2 separate regions of the Mus musculus genome follow, and region 1 is linked to region 2. Evidence: chromatin loops called from intact Hi-C (ENCODE). Cell type or tissue: gastrocnemius. All regions are shown on one strand. Each heading gives the region's core, and the rest is flanking DNA. Links, peaks and the distances in the headings are about the cores only. Region 1 overlaps Blk (B lymphoid kinase). Region 2 overlaps Xkr6 (X-linked Kx blood group related 6).

The links. Hi-C counts contacts between places; a loop is a spot of excess contacts. Peaks named below come from ENCODE experiments on the same cell type or tissue, not always from the same donor. Only the 100,000 strongest peaks of a DNase experiment are listed, where the experiment ranks them.
Region 1: it touches region 2 in a loop (2.3-fold over the local background); 9 of 42 quality-filtered maps call a loop at or near these places.

Annotation. Positions count from the first base shown.
Region 1 is chr14:63,376,902-63,385,229 of GRCm38, forward strand. Blk (B lymphoid kinase) reads right to left here. Exons shown (of 13, transcript NM_007549.2): 4 at 7,938-8,031; 5 at 7,028-7,126; 6 at 5,735-5,838; 7 at 4,283-4,429; 8 at 3,801-3,953; 9 at 2,722-2,901; 10 at 1,567-1,643. Among named protein-coding and RNA genes, the nearest start is that of Gm46458, 9.9 kb to the left of the region's middle. In gastrocnemius, for the core only: a CTCF peak has its summit at 5,122; DNase peaks (open chromatin) are centred at 5,137 and 6,934.
Region 2 is chr14:63,791,624-63,799,951 of GRCm38, forward strand. Xkr6 (X-linked Kx blood group related 6) reads left to right here. Exons shown (of 3, transcript NM_173393.2): 2 at 6,584-6,780. Among named protein-coding and RNA genes, the nearest start is that of Gm41175, 30 kb to the right of the region's middle. In gastrocnemius, for the core only: no CTCF peak of the experiment used is centred there; a DNase peak (open chromatin) is centred at 3,749.

The DNA of each region.
Region 1 (8,328 bases), core at 280-8,279, 410 kb before region 2:
GCCAGGGCTAACTAAACAGCTTCTATCTAGGGAGCCCTGGCAATGCTCACACTGTTAGCTAACACGTACGAATCAGCTTTAGGGAAAAAAAAACAAAACCTACACAAACATAGAAGACGCGAATCTGCGTCTGTAGAAAAGATGCTACAAAGCCAAAGGGGAGCCAGGACTCTCTCTAGATCTTCTCCCTGGTGCTTTGTACCCAAAGACATTAATGAGGCTTGTTCATCCATTGATGAGCAGCAAACTGCTCAAGAGCAGAGCCAACAACCCCTCCCTCTTGTCCAGAAAAGTCTTGGTAGACGTGGCCTCCGACAAGGGCTGGTCCTGGGACTCTGGTTGGAAATGTGCAGACAGGAAGAATCCAAGGCAGTCTGCACTGTATAGGACCACCATTCTTGTGGCTGCAGAGGCGGACCAGCTTCTGTCCATCCAATGCCTGACTCAAAGCCAGTCGCCAGGGTTAAGTTTCTGTGTCCATCCTAACAGCTGCATCAACAGATCTCTGCTACCCCAGTGGAAAAAGACACTGTGACCTCAGTTCCTGGGCTGATAGCAGCTGCAGATAATGTGGGACAGGGTCGGAAGTTAAAGTGGGCAAGTGGGTTAAAGTGTGGGTGGGAAGGCTCCCCTTTATAGCTCTCTGTGTGTTGACAGTGTGTCTCGCAGGCTGGCCACAGACCACAGCTTTCTTGCTGAGAGTTCCAGTTTCAACAGTCATACTCAGGGCCCCCAGATGTGTCTTCCTGCCAGTTAGAACCCTCAGCTAAAATCCCCCCGGGGATAAAGATACTGCCCAATCTCAATTCTGCACTCTTCTAGCAGAGGCTGGGGAGGTCTACACATGGATGGATTCAGAGGGAACCAAAGGCCAATAATCCAGGACAGTGATGTGTGTGTGTGTGTGTGTGTGTGTGTGTGTGTGTGTGTGTGTGTGTGTGTGTGTGTAGAAGGTGGTCCTAGAAAGTTTTGTGCCTTGTATTCTGTGTGGCTCATGCCTCATCAGGCTGAGGTCAGTTCCAGGCCAATACCAAGATTTAGGGGGTCTTAGGACAGGATGAGAGCATTGGAGAAGGAAGTCAGAGCAAAGCATACCTGCCTACATTCAAAACAGAATTCTTTCCTATTCTCCAGCTTTCCAACATCCACTGCCATCTCTACCTTCCTAATAAATAGAACTACCCTACTCCATCATGGCGGCCCAGAATTGGAACTACATTTCCCAGACTCCCTTGCAGCCAAGGGAGCCTCTCATTGAGGTGAGTGGGAGGGATGTGTCTCTAGAGGAAAGGAGGTGGGATTTTTATCACCATCATCTTGCTGGCTAAGGGTCAAGGGTGGGTGATGAAGCTTCAGCATCTACCATGCTATCAGGGCAGAGGACATCAGTGAGTAAAGTCTCTCATCTGTTCTCTAGGGGTTTATATATTTAGAGGTCGCTACTTCAGGCTTTCTGCCCTTCACAGTTGAGCACAGCCTCCTACCAGGGAATTCAGTACAGTCACAAAGCACAGAGTGGGGCGCCCCCCCCCTTCAGGCTCCCGCTCTGCTTCAGAGCTCACCAACCTGGGCTGACATGTCAATCAGCCTTGGAAGGGACAACCTGCTACCTTCATCGGTCTTCAGAAAATCCAGCAAGCATCCTAGGAGAAGAAAGACAGCAACTGCAAAGTGACTGGATGGAGCCTGGCTCTGATTGCGTGGTCTGTGTCTATGTGAGGAGGTAGGGGTGGTGATCTGCCTACAGCTGAGGTGCCTCAGGCTTCAGGGAAACACTAGCTCCCAGACTTTTAAAAGTTAGTTCTCAGATAAATTCAGGGGCACATCTGGGGTCTCCTGAGTCAGCAGAGCTGGGATAGACCAGCTCTGGGCCTAAGGCTAGTGTTCTTTTCCAGCATGACGTTCCCAGGTGTCTTCCTTAGTCTACTCCCCTCCTAGACAGACTCCCTCTCCCACCCTCCCCACCAAACATTAACAAGAAAACACCAGAAGAGAGAGCTGGGGCAAGTAATGAAAGTGGCTCTTCCACAGAGCTCACGGCCTGGGAGGTGCTCTTGAAAACTGCAGCCAGGAGGCAGGTTACCAGCATAGCCGGTGATGCCGCCCCTCTTGGTAACAACTATTACAATTAGCATGGTAACATTGAGGACCTACAGGAGGAAAGGTGATGTCAGGGCCATGGAGGGTGAGGTCCCTTAGGTCGGAGCCAGGTCTGGTGCCTGGCCAACTGCTCCCTGTGGAGGCACTGCAGAGGCCGCCCAGGCCCATTCGCCTTATCAACCCCCACTGTGAAATGTTCACAGGTTTGCAAAAGTTCCCGTCACTGGGAAGAGGTGGAACTGGGATTATTAGATCCACCTTTGGATGCCCAGTCTACAGCTCTTCCTAGTTTGCAAGGCTCTGCCAATCATACTGGGGATCAAAGCATGATGTGTGTATTCCAGAAGCAAAAATGAGGTTCCAGAAACACAGGGCTTGCTCCAAGAGTGGAAAATACAACTCAGAAGCAAAACTGGGGGGTCTCTGGAAGGCTGAGATTCCCCTGAGCTGAGAACACAGCTCTCTAAAATCCATTCTACCTTCTTTCTCAGTCCTCCCTCTCGTAAAACAAAGCTTACAGATCCCCTATAGGAGCCCCTGGGGCCAGGCAAATCCGCCAGCATGCTCCACTCTTGTTTCTGCCCTGTAAGCTCTGTCCCATAGAGAGAGAGAGGACCCCACCTCTGGCCATGTATTCAGTGACGATGTAAATGGGCTCTCTGGTGACCACAGCGTAGAGACGAACCAGCCTCTCATGCTGCAGGGTTTTCATCACGTTGGCCTCGCCCAGGAAAGCTTCCGGTGACATGGTTCCCTCCTTCAGGGTCTTGATGGCCACCTTCATGTTATTTTTGTAATAACCTGAAAGGGCGGGAGAGTGAAGGAGCCATTCAGATGTTGAAGAATGCCCTTGACCACAGATTCAAGCCTCACTCTATCTGGACCCAAGGTTCAAGCTGGAACGTGCAGTTCCTGCGGGCATGATGGGAGTTCATATCTTGTATAAGATGCCAGTTTGTCTCTGAGAACCCCGCAACAGAGCCTCAGGATGTGTTGGGGTTCATGCAGTCTGGGGTGTGGGATGACACCCACTAAAGTGTGTAAGACAATGGCCGGGGCTTGCTCTTCCTATGGGTGCTGAGCCTTGGTGAGGACCAGATCTGCAGCTCCGGATAAAGGTGTGAGGTTCCAGGAGGCATCAGAATGGAAATTTGAGACATGGACCAGAGCAGAACAAGACAAAGGGCCTTATGTTACACCCTATCTGGGTGCTTTAAGTAAGCAGCAGCAGGCAGCAGCTATGACAGAATGGCACGGCCACTGGGGTCAGGACCCCACAGTCACACACCAGTAAATGTGACTTCTGTTTGCAAAGACCCTGGAGCTCCTGGCTCCTGACTCCCAATATCTGATGTATGGCTTGTGTCTGGAGAGCTGGAGTTAAAAGGACCTAGTGAAATGGTCAAGTTCACAGAAGTCAGCCACAAAGACAACATCTGTCTGAGAATGGAAGAGGGACTGGCTTACAAATCGGGAGAGCTGGATTCCAGTCCCTTCCACTACAGGGAAGACAAGATAATGATGTGAATCCCTTGGCATCTGGGCTTTATAAACTCATCTGTGTAGACATATATAGCTCTGCCTCTATGCCTCATAGGCCTCTCAGGAAAGGGGTGTGTGCCTGTATGGAACTGCCTCCCTCCCATGGCCAGGCTCAGAGCAGAGAGGAGAGAGAGGGAATTGGGGATGCCACAACTCACCCATCCAGACTTCGCCAAACTGCCCAGACCCAAGTTTCCGGACCAACTTGAGAGACTGCCTGGGGATTTCCCATTCATCTTGGGCCCAAAGGTTCTTCGGGGCCAGGTTCACACAGGGCAGAGTCAACTTCTGACACAAACCATCCCCTTTCTCTGTTTCAGGGAAGAAAAGAGGGTCCTGGTGGTCCCTAGAGCAGATGTGCCTTAAGAACCACACTGTCCTAGAACTGTGTCTCTTGTCTCCTCACTCCTGCGGTGGCAGGCGGGACTTGATGTCTGGGATCTGCACTCTCTGAGACTGTAGGTCTTTGCGACATTCCGAATAGCCCCACCCCAAGCATTAGGCCTCTGATCTTGAAATCATTAAGCTGCAAGTTGGCAAATCCTTAAGTCTGGTTTGGAGGACAACCCCCCCCCTCCAGTTGACTCATACAGTTTAGGGCCATGTGGTAGAGACCCCAGGGATTCCCAATGCCTCTTACTTGAATAGTGCTGCACCAGGGCCTGGAGGGTGGGAAAGGTGATCCGGGGGGAGATGTAATAGCCTCCATTGTCCAGTGATCGGATCTTATAGTGCTTGACCACCTCCCCCTGGGTGGTGATATCTTTCACGGACAGGGAAAAGGCACCTACAGGGTTAACAGATACATGCAAAGTGAGACACAGTAATGCAAACCCAGGACCATAGTTGGCACTTGTGAGATGTGAAGAAGGTTCCCCATATTCTGGACTCAGTCCTCAGCCATCTCAGCATAAATTCCCTTCCTTTTGTCTTAACCCTGTTCCCTATTGGCTGTCTGACCCAGACTTCCCTCCAAGTCCCTAGACTGCCAGGGAATCAGGAACTCTGGAGCAGACAGGACCGTTTCTCAGCTATCTATAGGTCCTCTCTTGGGGATGCCTAGAATACTCAGAAATGAGAGGTCTCCAGCGGACTTGGAGCTTAAATATCTTTGATTGGAGGGACTCAGGATTTGGGAGACTCAGGGCCTCCAGTGCAAATGTCCTTCCTGGAAGCAAGATGCTCACCAGAGGTCTTTCCAAAGTCACACTGTGCTTTACAGTTTGTGTTGACATTTTTGTATAGACAAGGAAGCAGGTGGCAAGGCACAGAGGAAGAGTTTCCCGCTAAGAAACTTCTTCCTGAGCCTTTATAAAATGCCTCTGTCCAGCCCTGTGGCTGCCACAGAATCTCCCATTTTCAAATTAGTTGTGAAATGGGGCCATTGCATGAAGATTAGGAGAAGAGTTAGCTACAGTAGGCTTAGGGGCACTGAGAAGGAGGCACCCTACCCTTCCTATGAACACGTGTTTGAGGAGCAGTCCCACTCTCCACCACGAGGGGTCAGGCCTGCACACCTTTCTGTATGAGGACCTTGATACTGTTGCACATTGTTTCAGATGCTCTGCAGGCATAGCAGTCCGCATCTTAAGACCTTTTTCCTCTTGTGTCTTTCTTGCTAATCTGTCTCTCACAGTCTACTTGCAAAAGTGCACCAAGAGGCTGCCTTCCTGTCCATCGCACCTTGAGGTTGCCACAGCCCTTGCTCTTTCCTGTGACCTGCCACTTGCTGACTGAGATGCTTTTTAAAGATTCTCCAATCTTGACTCTTTGATTCCAAAATGTGCTGGGGGACTGATGGCTATCTGGTATCTTTCCTTTCTCAGCCCCATCTGCCTCAGTTCACTAGTTTGTGGCCAGTTTGTGGCCACTGTAGCATTTGGGTGTTTCCACGACCCCTGCTATCCAGTAGTGTCAGTCTTGGGACCAGGAGAATACCTGGTGTGGACAGCCTCAAAGCAGCTCCCAGGCAGGGACATGGGACAGAAGCCATGGAACAGGTATCCCTGGCACTCCAGATCAAGGCCTCACTGAGGGCTTCCTAGGACCGTGCACACATGGCAAGTGGGGCCAGCGAGGCTCCTGAACCAACCTTTATTGCTCTCACTCTCTCTGATGAGAAAGGAGCCGGCCTTGTTCATCGGAGCCAGCAACTGCCTCTCAGCATCCTTCCGGCTGATGGTCCTGAAGAACCATCTGGAAAATAGCAAGAGTGGGTGAGCCTCAGAGTTGGTGATACCCCTAAGTCGATCCTGAGATGTCCCTCACATCCTGTTCAGTCAGATGGCCCCTCAGTCCCTGCAACCCCACTTCATCCCATCAACTTCTAGGTTCACATTTTGGATGAATGTGATGAAGCAAGAACATGAGTTAGGTAACCTTCATCACTGCTAGTCTGTGAGATAGCTCCTGATCCTCCACCACCCTTCTCCTGGCATGAGTTTTCAGTTTCCTTGCTGTCTGAGCCAATGATGTCACTGCCAGGGACTTTCTGGGCCTGGATTCCTTCCGATTCACCTCTCTTTAGCATGGGGCTTTTCAACACATGCTGTGGACAGATATAAAATGCTCCTTGCAGGGTTGTATATGTTTGAAGATGTGGTCCCTGGCTAGTGGTGTTCTTGTGGGAGGCTGTGGAACCTTCGAGATATGAGGTCTAGTTGGAAGCCATGGGAGTGGCACTGGAGGTGACAAGCCAGCTCAGCTGCCCTGGTGAAGCTCAAGCTGCTTCCTGGTCCACTGATCTGTGAGAGGTGCCTGGCTGTACATTCCTACCATCATGAACATCGTGAGCAGGGTGTATCTTTCCTTTCATGCTATCATGTACTCTCTCTAACCGTGATCCAAAATGAAGCCTTCCTTAAACTATATAAATTTTAAATAGTGATGAAAGAAATAACTGATACAACATGTTTCTGGGGGAAAACCCATGGTGCGTGGGAAGGGTAAGGAAGCAGGTAACGTCACCACCATGAGGTGGGGCATACTCATGTCTCTGCACTATGTGAAGGAGTAGGGGAATGCCCCCGGTGGAGCTTGCTGGTGTGTGAGAGCTGGTGATGAGAAAGTTGAAGATGCCTCGAGGACTGAGCCTGTCTCTGGCAGTGGTGGGGAATGGTCACAGGACATAGAGCTTTGCTATGGATTCTGGAGGGAACCAGACACTGTGGGCAGTCTCATCTAGAGAAGCTAGGAATCAGTAGCTCTTCTTTCAGAGGGAAGACAGACTCCCTTGGCATCATTCAGAGTGTTAGAAGAGAGCCAGAACTTTCCATTCCTGGCCTCTCACCAACAGCCACTACTAAGCTCACTTTCTGGCCCTGCCGTACCCAGAGCAGTGAGAGCAGCCCTGCCGCCTCTGGCTTGACGAAGTCTATTCACCTACTTTTCTACTTCCAGAGTCTCTACTGGGGCCACAAAGTTGCTGGGCACATAACCTTCTCTTCCTGTGACGAGTGACCTGGCCAACCACCAGTCTCCAGTGCTAGAGGAAGAAGGGGAGACAGAAATATGTCAGAGGCTCACACAAGACACACTGAGCAGCTCTCAGCACCCTACAACAGATCCCAATCTGGTAAGAGACAGTAACACAGAGAGAGACAGACAGACAGCCTGGTGATAAGGAGGTGCCGTGGGAGTGGCCCATCCACTGGGCCATGTGACAGGCAGAAGGGGTCATAGTGCAGAGGAAGGGTAGATTTGCTTGTATAGCCTGACAACCTGATCACCATGCCCTTTACTAAGTGGCCCCTGTCTCAATGGATGGGGCAGGTCCAAAAGTTATGAATGAGTTGGACCTGGCTAAGAAAACAAACCCAGGAGGGGGCTTGACAAGGGAGGAACTGGAAAGCTGTGTAGAATCTAAGATCAGGGCACTCACTTACACGTTCAATTCAAACCCACTGCAGACCTTTAAGAATAAAGTCAGACCTTGGTGTTGCATGGTGTGGGCCTGAAGGGTGGAGGAAGGAAGAAGGGAGAACATAAGCAGACTGGAGGGTGTTCTGAGAAAGAACACAGAGAGTAAGCCAAAGTGGAGTGGCTATGTGGGATCCAGGGAGGTGTCTCGTTAGATTTTAACAGCAGCCAGAAGGCCAGACGTGGAAACCACCTTACCAGAAAGACTTGGAGGGAAGGACAATGACCCATGCCTAAGAGAACCCCGGAACTCAGGAGAGGGAAATGGCAAGAGAGAAGGCCATTTAGGGGTGCCCCAGGGATGGGGTGGGTGAACTAGGGAAGTAGACAATGGGGGGAGGTCCTTGATGACTGGGGACAGGATGCTAGAAATTTACCTCCTCAAGACCTGGAGCTTCTCACCCTTCAGCACCTGAAGGTCCCTGTCATTCACAGCGGCATAGTCAAACAGAGCCACCACAAAACGCTCCTCTGGAAAGAACAAGGAAGAGATGGCTACCACTGGGGTCCACAACTGAAGTAGAGGTCTGGGGGAAACCATCTTCCAGGTCCTAAGAGCGTTAGTGAGAGGAAGCCACATGAGGCTATACTCTCAGCAATGAAGAGGGGATTCTCAGGAAGTGACACCAGACCCACAGCCACTCTAGGAATAGGCCGACCCTCATTGCCTGGCTCATCTTCCTTTCAGAACTAAGGCCTAGACAAAGATTGAGGGTGGGGGAGCAGCTACATGGAGGCAGCCATTGCCAGCCCTTAGAGGGCTGTAGG
Region 2 (8,328 bases), core at 64-8,063:
AGACCCTCCTTTAGCAAGATGCACATGGAAGCACACACTTCCTTGAGGCCTCTAGCTGCAAGTTAAACTCACTAGGACTCACAAACACGTTCCGGGTCTTCCTTGGTTGCATCTAGTTGGGAATCCCTTGCTTGGCCCTTTGAAGTCCTGCAAAAAGCCAAGGTCAGGCAATAGTGGGCCAACTCTATGACCTGTAGGTAGGGTGGAGCCCCAATCCCAGGCACTGAAGAGATGGCATCCTAAGAGCTTCTTGGTCTCCAGAGATAGGAGATGGTCAAGCACTGGGTCCTAGAGACAGACAGTTCCTAGAGGAAGAACTTTGAGACCCTGGGTACTTTGAGGAGGCTGAAGACCAAGCTGGGGTCCCAGCCTCTCTGTGAATGAGCCAGATGGGTTCCTAGAGGTGGGCTTCCAAGCAAAGCAGTTACTAGGTGAATGTGCAGGCTAGTCATCATTAGCTAAGACCACTCAGTTTGCACCACTGTCCACACAGATAGCAAGATGGTCTCCCCTCCAGAGCTAGTTTGGTTCAAAAGGGCAAGCCTTCTAGGATGAGACTGTTGTCGGGCCAGTTCCTCTTGATGGCCTAATAGTCCATAGCAATTTATTCCAGGTAGGGGGCCCCAGAGGTGCGAAAGTATCCCACAGTAATCTTGCTCTAAGCCATGTGGAGTCATCTTCCAGGCCAGTCTCTAGGGTTAGGTTCAAACATTTTGTTCAAGAGCGAGTGGAGCTGTATGGGGTGTTGGTGGTAAGCCTCACTTGCACCTTCCGAATGTTTTCTTGCCTGCGGGGCCCTCTGCTGTCCTTGGACGTGGAGTTATGAGTTCCCAAGCTCTGACCTGTGCTGTAGGCAGGGGGCTGTGGACTTGTCCCTGGCAGGGCTGGAAGCACTGCCTCCTTTCTCTGCTGCTTCACTCTCCCTCTCAACCCTACTGTAGAGCTCTCCTGAACTCTACTGCATTCCTGCATGGTTCTCTCTTCTCCTGTCCTGTCTGTCTCTCCCGTAGGTCGAGTCCGTCCCTTTCCTCTCTCCCGAGAGTTGGGCAGATTCCTATTCTGTCAAATCTTTCTCTGACTCGTCACTATTTCTGCCACTCAATTAGACGTCATTTTCCTTTGACAAACTAACTTCACCTTCTTTGGGGTGAAAGGTGTGTACTAAGGGTGTGTCTGTATTCCAACCAGAGGGATTAAAGGTGTGTGCCAAGGGCTGAACCGCACCTTAACTAGAAACATGTTCAAATATCCTGTAACATAAACAAACACACAGACAATGTTGCTAGGATCTTTCTTAGAATTATGTTAAATCTAGTGTGGAGACATGGCATGATATAAGAGTACTAAGCGCTCTTGAAAAAGCCTACACTAAATCTGAAGCTGAGCCACCTGCAACTGCCTATTCCAAGGGGATCTGATGCCCTCCTGGCCTCCATAGTACCCTGCTCTCCTGCTCTCATGTGCGCACACACACACACACACACACACACACACACACACACACACACACGTACATGCACACAATTAAAAATAATAAATCTTGAGAAAAAGAATTACATTAAGCCTTCAGATCAATGTGGGTGGAGGCAGTTACCATCTAAGTCATACACATGACTGTGGTATGGGTATGTCTTTGGTTTCTCTGAACATCTTTTACCTTCATTATACAAATCTTGCACACCTTATTAGATTTATATCTAATCATTTCATTTTGGAGTATATAAATGGAATTTCTATTTTGAATTTTCAGCTATCCATAAGTTAGCTACAGAAACAGTATTGATTTCTGTCTGTTCACCTTGTTCTTAAGGTGTTTCCACGTCCGTCCTACACGTGGGCCTGTGCCAGCTGTTAGATCTTCAGCCTAAGCCTCTGCCAGCTAGAGATGGGTGTACTCCCTCTGCGATCTGTTTGTATCTTCTGTTTACAGTTCACCGTCTTGCGCTGGTGACCCGGCTGCTCCTCCCATCATGAGGTGGGATGAGGGTGAGAGTGGACACCATTGGCTTTGCCCCTGGTCTTCCGACAGAAACATTCAGCCTTTACCATTATGCGTGGTGTTATGGTGTGGGTTTATTAGTGTCCGGCATCTTCATAAGATTCTGGAAGTTTTGCTCCAGGTTTTGCTTGCTGTGTGTTTTTATTATGAATAGTTGTTGGATTCTGTCAAAGACATTTTCTGCCTGGGTTAATGTGCTGCGTGAGTTTTGCTAATGACAGAGTTTGCATTCATTGAATTTGAAAAATGGAACCAGCCTTCCATGTTATGATAAACTCCATCTGGCTCTGGCTTTGGTGTACCATATATATATGGATGTATATGTATATATAATATATGTATATCTCTATATATATAATATATATGGTATGTATATTATATGGCTAGATAAGATAATATATTATTGGATTTGACTTGTATACTAGTCTCATCTGTATTGCTATGATTATGCACTTTAACCAAAAGCAACTTCGGGGAGGAATAAGTTTATTGGCTTACACTTCCAGGTCACAGTCCATTACTGAGGGAAGTGAAGATAGGAACTTAGGCAGAAACTTGAAGCAGAAGTCATGGAGGAATGCTGCTAGCGGCTCCTGGATAGCTGGTCTTCTTATACAGCCCGGCACCACCCGCCTAGGGAATACTTCCACCTATAGTGGCCTACACTAATAAACAATCAAGACAATTCCCATAGCCATGGGAGCTAAAGTCAGGGGGAGGTGCACACCTAGTCAGCAGCCACCTACCTGGTGCACTCCCTTGTTTTCATAGAGACTTTACAATCCAGGCTTTCATGGCCCTTTGTGTGTGTGTGGGGGGGGGCAAGATGGTGTGCATTCATTACTTAGCTTCTCCTGGGGCCCTACTCTAGAACAGGCATCTTATAGATAGGAAACCAGGCCTCAGAGGATAGGCAGATTGTAACGATCAGAACAATGTGGACTGTGCTCGAGAGAAAGAGACAAATGGTCTGCCTGAGAGCTGTGCAGGTCTGGACCCAAAGCCAGACTGCCCGGGTGTGGCGTGGTATTCCACTCAGTTATTTATGCAGCTGGGTAAACTGAGGAGCACGCCTTTGCCTCAGAGCTCCAGTTGGCAATCTGTGAGGTGAGGGGTTGCTGCAGACCCCTTGTTGCGAGGATTAAGTGACTTCATGCTCTCCACTCACTAACTCAAAACGATTGCTCAGAACCTTTCCGCACACTCAAATGCAGGTTACCATGTGTAAAGTGTGTGCCATACTTTGAACACCGTGAAGCCACACTTGAGAAAACAATGACATAAAGTACTGGCACGAGTTCAAACCTTCTCTTGTGTGTAAACCTAGGGTAGGGGAGGATAACGATAGGGGTTGGGGTGAGGGTGGAGCCTAGGGAAGAGATCCGCTTAGCGGCCACGCAGCCCTTCCGTGTTCAGGCAACTGCAATCTCCTGGCTCTTACACTGATTGTTGTGAGATCTGGTACTCCTAGAGGAGACACAGGGTGACAGGAGGTGACATAAGAAGAGGAGATAGTAAATCCAGGAACAGCCCGGTGGGCGTCTTCTCTCCTGGGCTGCCTTCCTGGTCCAGCTTTCTCAGTAGGGGAGAACTCGGCACTCACCATGCCTTCAGTTGGAACCCCGGTACAAATTGACCAACATGCACTGCAGCTAGCAGGTGGCCCCTGCATCCAGCACTGCCGCATAGGAGGGAGCAGGCCCTAAGGTATGAGATCACCGGTGTGGCGCCTCCTTTTTGCGACGCTTAGGGTTTGGCGCCACCTTGTGGTCACGGGAGGAAGACACCTGCACAGGAGATAGGCAGTCCAAAAAGCTGAAGGGGGATCTATCTCTGATCCCAAGGCTTGGAACGCCTCAAGGACTCAGGGGAAAGATGTGGCGTCCTGTCACCGGCTCATTCCCTAAACCTCCTGGGACTGATAGGGAGGTAAAATCTATGCAGCTCAGTGAAGAATGTGGCATCCCATCTGCTCTGGGCGATGGCCTGATCCATGCTTCCAAGAGCCATCAGGGCCCTGCACACTAGAGAAAGTGTCTGGCCCCGTACTGAGAGGGCCACTTTACAAGGCAGGTTCAGAACACTGTCGTATAGATTTAGGGGCCCCTACACACACACACACACACACACACACACACACACACACACACACTTTCCCAGAATGATGGAGACAAATCAGTTTAGACTCTTGTCTTGGCCTCCTGGTCTATCAAGTGAGCTAGGCTATGTCTGTATCCAGAACTAGTTTATTACAAGCCAGCAAACAAACATCCCTCTGTTACTAACTGGAGACCAAGACTAAAAGATGGAAGAGAGAGTAGCCACAGTACTCAGGAAACGGAGCATGAGAAGTTCAAGCTTATTTTGTCTACGTAGCAAGTTCAAGACCAGCCTGAGATATATGAGACCCTGTTTCAAAAATTTAGAGCTGGGGAAGGGAGGACCACATTTGCCCAGTGAGTGTTTGGAAGTCCCAAGCTCCACTCTCTTTGCTCTCATCCCAGGGCAGAGGCCGTGGGGTGCTGACTACCAGAAGGTGTGACATCCAAGCCTAGGCGTCTTGACCCAGGGGACAGGTTCTGGCTTTCCTCCCGCCTCCCTGGACAGAGGGGGTTTCTTTCTGCACCTTGGTACAGAAGGAGTGAAGCGGATGCTGGCATTGTTACCCGCGATGGCCAGACTGTCTCTGGTACTCGCGGATACAGCACGTGGGCCACTCCTGAGAGCCGAGAGGCAGAACTGTGTTCTGAGCATAGTTGAGCGAGGGGGGGGGGGGGCGTCACGGGCCTCTCTGTTGTGGGCCACTGCATCTGAGTCGGGCTGAGTTTGAGCCAGGGAATACTGCTGGTTGATGAGATACGCAGCTACCACTGCTCCGCCAGACATGCAGCTGCTCTGTTTCCTGAAGCATCACTCAGAGTTGGCTGCTTCATCCCCTCCCACCACTAGGAAGACAGTGGCTCCTCCCAGGGTCCTCCCCTGCCGTTAAGGTGTTGTGAGTATGTGGTCCTGCCTGGAGTCCTCAGCCCCAGAGAACAGGCCTTCCCAGCCTGCTTCTTCCACAGGCACTGACCCCTGCAGGGAGATATATCAGGGTGCCGTCAGCTGGTCTCCACGCACACAGGGCTCCTGTGCTCCAAGGGGAGGCAAGGAAGACAGATGAGGAAGAGGGTCTGGGAGAACAGGACTGCTGTTGAGATACTGGAGATGAGGTGAGGCCCTGACACCCGAGGAGGGCTGGGGAGATTATTCTGAGCACTGGGAAACTGGCTTCAGAGGGGAGAAGCTGCCTGTACCTTAGAACCTTCCAAGAACACTGGCTGTCTTGTGAGGAAGAGTTCTCATGGGGCAGGAGTGGGCAGCGTGCGCCAGTGAGGAGGGGCCGATGTCAATGCTGTGGAGAGGGTCGAGAGGATTGTCCAGCAGACTCGAGTGAGCAGTGCCTGAGGGCCACTGAGCCTTGTGAGGGTTGTCAGCCCTGTGCCCTGTCTGTACAGTTCCAGCTCAGGAATATGTGTCACTGTGTGCATGGGTCCATTCTTGATCCTGACCTACAGAGTTGTGCTTCTGACCCTTGTGTTTGGACAGGACCCTACCCAAACAAGTCTGCCTATATCCTGGCCCCTTCCTACATCCTGGATCCCACCCATAGCTGGACTATTGCTTACATCACTTGGAGACACAGCTCCGCATATTTCTGGTGGCAGTGAGGCTCACACAGGAAGAGAGCCTTCTACACATGTGTGCTCAGTACCCACTGTGTGAGGCCCCCTCACTGCAGAGGAGGGCCTGGTACACTGAGCCAACATCCACATCACACAGTTCTCAGTGCCGACCTGCTAACCTAGGCTCCCCAACTAGACCTGCTTCCTTGGGCTCTTGTGGCTCCCCACAGAGTCTGGATGTCTTCTTGAGAGAGAGGGATCAGTAGATTTGTGACTGCCCTGGCACATAGCCTCCCTGATAGTCTCTAGGTCTCCTTGATGTCTATCAGGTATATCTCGGCCTTGTTGGCCAGTGACCTGGAGCCAGTGCTCGACTCTCCTCTTCATTTGGCCATCTGAGCCTATGCAGGAGAGAGAGGTAGCCTTTCAGAGGCCCAACTGGTCCCTACAGGAGCATGCTACGCCCTCCCCAGGTGGGTATGGCCAGCCAATGAGTGGCACTTCAGAGCATCACAAGCCAGTCTCTTTCCTCTCTAGAGTAACTGAAGTGCCAACTCTACTGGACTGTCTCCTACCTCCACCCTAATCCTGTACCCCAGCTCATCTGAAATGCTTATTTGATGGGCCTGGAGCCTCATTTGAGCAATGCTTTCATTTCCTCTATGTATAAGTGGAAGCCAGGATGGGAAGAACTGGTTTGGGGTCCCTCATTGGGCCAGCTCCCTCCAAGGGCTGGAACTTCATGCCTCACCACATTATCCTTTTGAGCCCAAATCCCATCCAAGACCCTGGGGGCTTCTGAAGGAAGTTGGGGGAATGCCAATACAGGAAGTTTGGGCGTTAGGGGGCTGGTTGTGGTCCTTCTATACCCGCCCCAAGCCCTACTCACACATGTGTTCTGTCCCGTGTCTCCCCACAGGTATATCCGCACCATGTACCTGGGGATTCAGAGCCAGCGGCAGAAGGAACACCAGCGGCGCTTCTACTGGGCTATGATGTACGAATATGCAGATGTCAACATGCTGCGCCTCCTGGAGACCTTTCTGGAGAGCGCCCCCCAACTGGTGCTACAGCTCTGCATAATGATCCAGAAGAACAGTGCAGAGACGCTGCCCTGTGAGTGCCTTCCTGCCACTGCCCCTGCGAGGCCGCCCCCCCACCCCCACCCCCACCCCCGCCACAGCGGCCTCATCGCCCCACCCCCGCCCCGCCCAGCGGCCTCATTTGCCGACATGGCCTAGGGGTCCTGGCTCTAAGTTCAGATGTCCAGACCCAGCCCTCTTGGCATCCCTGCTCCTGGGCCACTATGTTCATAAGAGCAGGGTTTCCATGTGTCCCTGGGCAGCAGAGCCAGTCTGCCTCTAGCAGATCCAGCCTGCCCTTAGTGGTTCAGGGTCCTGGTCCACCTAATCCAGTGTGAGACCCCCTTGGCTTGCCCAGGGCCCTGGTGTTTCTACATCTGTGGAATGGGGATGATGAGGTCTAAAGATGGCATGTGCCCATGAGACTGAATTGTGCCATGTTTTACTTCTGGTTTGGAGCATTTTAAACTCTGGGCTCTTGCTTCCAGTGCATATAGATGCCTCAGCTCACTTGCAAAGATAGGCGGAAGTGGTTGTTGCTCTGATGAACACATACTAAGGGACCCTGTACTTCGCAGTGTGGCCTCGGGTAGTCTCCACGGGGCCTCAGAAGCCACAGAGCACTGCCTAGGCATTCAGGCTTTGTGGTAGGAAGGCTCTTGGGTTCTGGGATGCCAAGGTTATACTGCACTGGTCTTGCTTAAGAGCTAATGGGTAGCCTGGCCTACAGTGCACATATTAGGGAGTCAGGATGCACTAGAACAGACTCTCGGTTGAGAGGGGACCTGAGATGGCCCATGAGGAGAAACGGGATGTTTAGCCTGGGGAGACTTGGGATGTGTGAATACTAACATTTGAAGGGACAGGGAAGAAAAAAATCGCATCAATGGCAGTGCACACACCCAGGGAACTGTCACATCTTCAATGGGTGGGGAATGGCAAATATTCCATCCAGCCATGGAAAGACTGTCTCTAGAGATAGTGGGTGTCTTGTTGCTAGGTGTATTCAAGCAGAGACACTGCTAAAGGAACCAGACCCAAGGAGGTCCTACCTGCTGAGGTTTGCAGGAGTACTCATGATCTGGGAGAGCAAGACAGCTGCTGGAGAGGGGCCTCCTTTCTTGTCTCGGCTCTCTGGCCAGTGGGCCTCTGGTCTCCCGGGCTATCATGATACCTCTAGACCCTGCAGTCCCTATGCTGTGCCTTGTCATTTTTTTTTTTTTCCTGTAGATCCACTTGCTGAAGGACTCCAAGATTCCTACATGAGCTTGGCCTACTGGCACTGACTCTGGCTGGTTGGAGTGTGTGTGTGTGTGTGTGTGTGTGTGTGTGTGTGTGTGTGTGTGTGTGTGTGGTGTGGGGAGGTAGCTCCTCCTCTCTCTGTGCCAATCACACTGAGGGTATTTAGAGAGATGCTAAGGTTGTTCCGACCTCCTTGCTGATGCAAGTTTCCTGATGTCTTGGCAGCCATTCTGGGTTGGGGGGCGGTGCGTTGGAAAGCAGCCTAGGGTACTGGGAAAGGCGGAGAGCAGCACACAACCCGAGCTCCGCCATGTAGACTTAGGATGTGGGATGATTCATT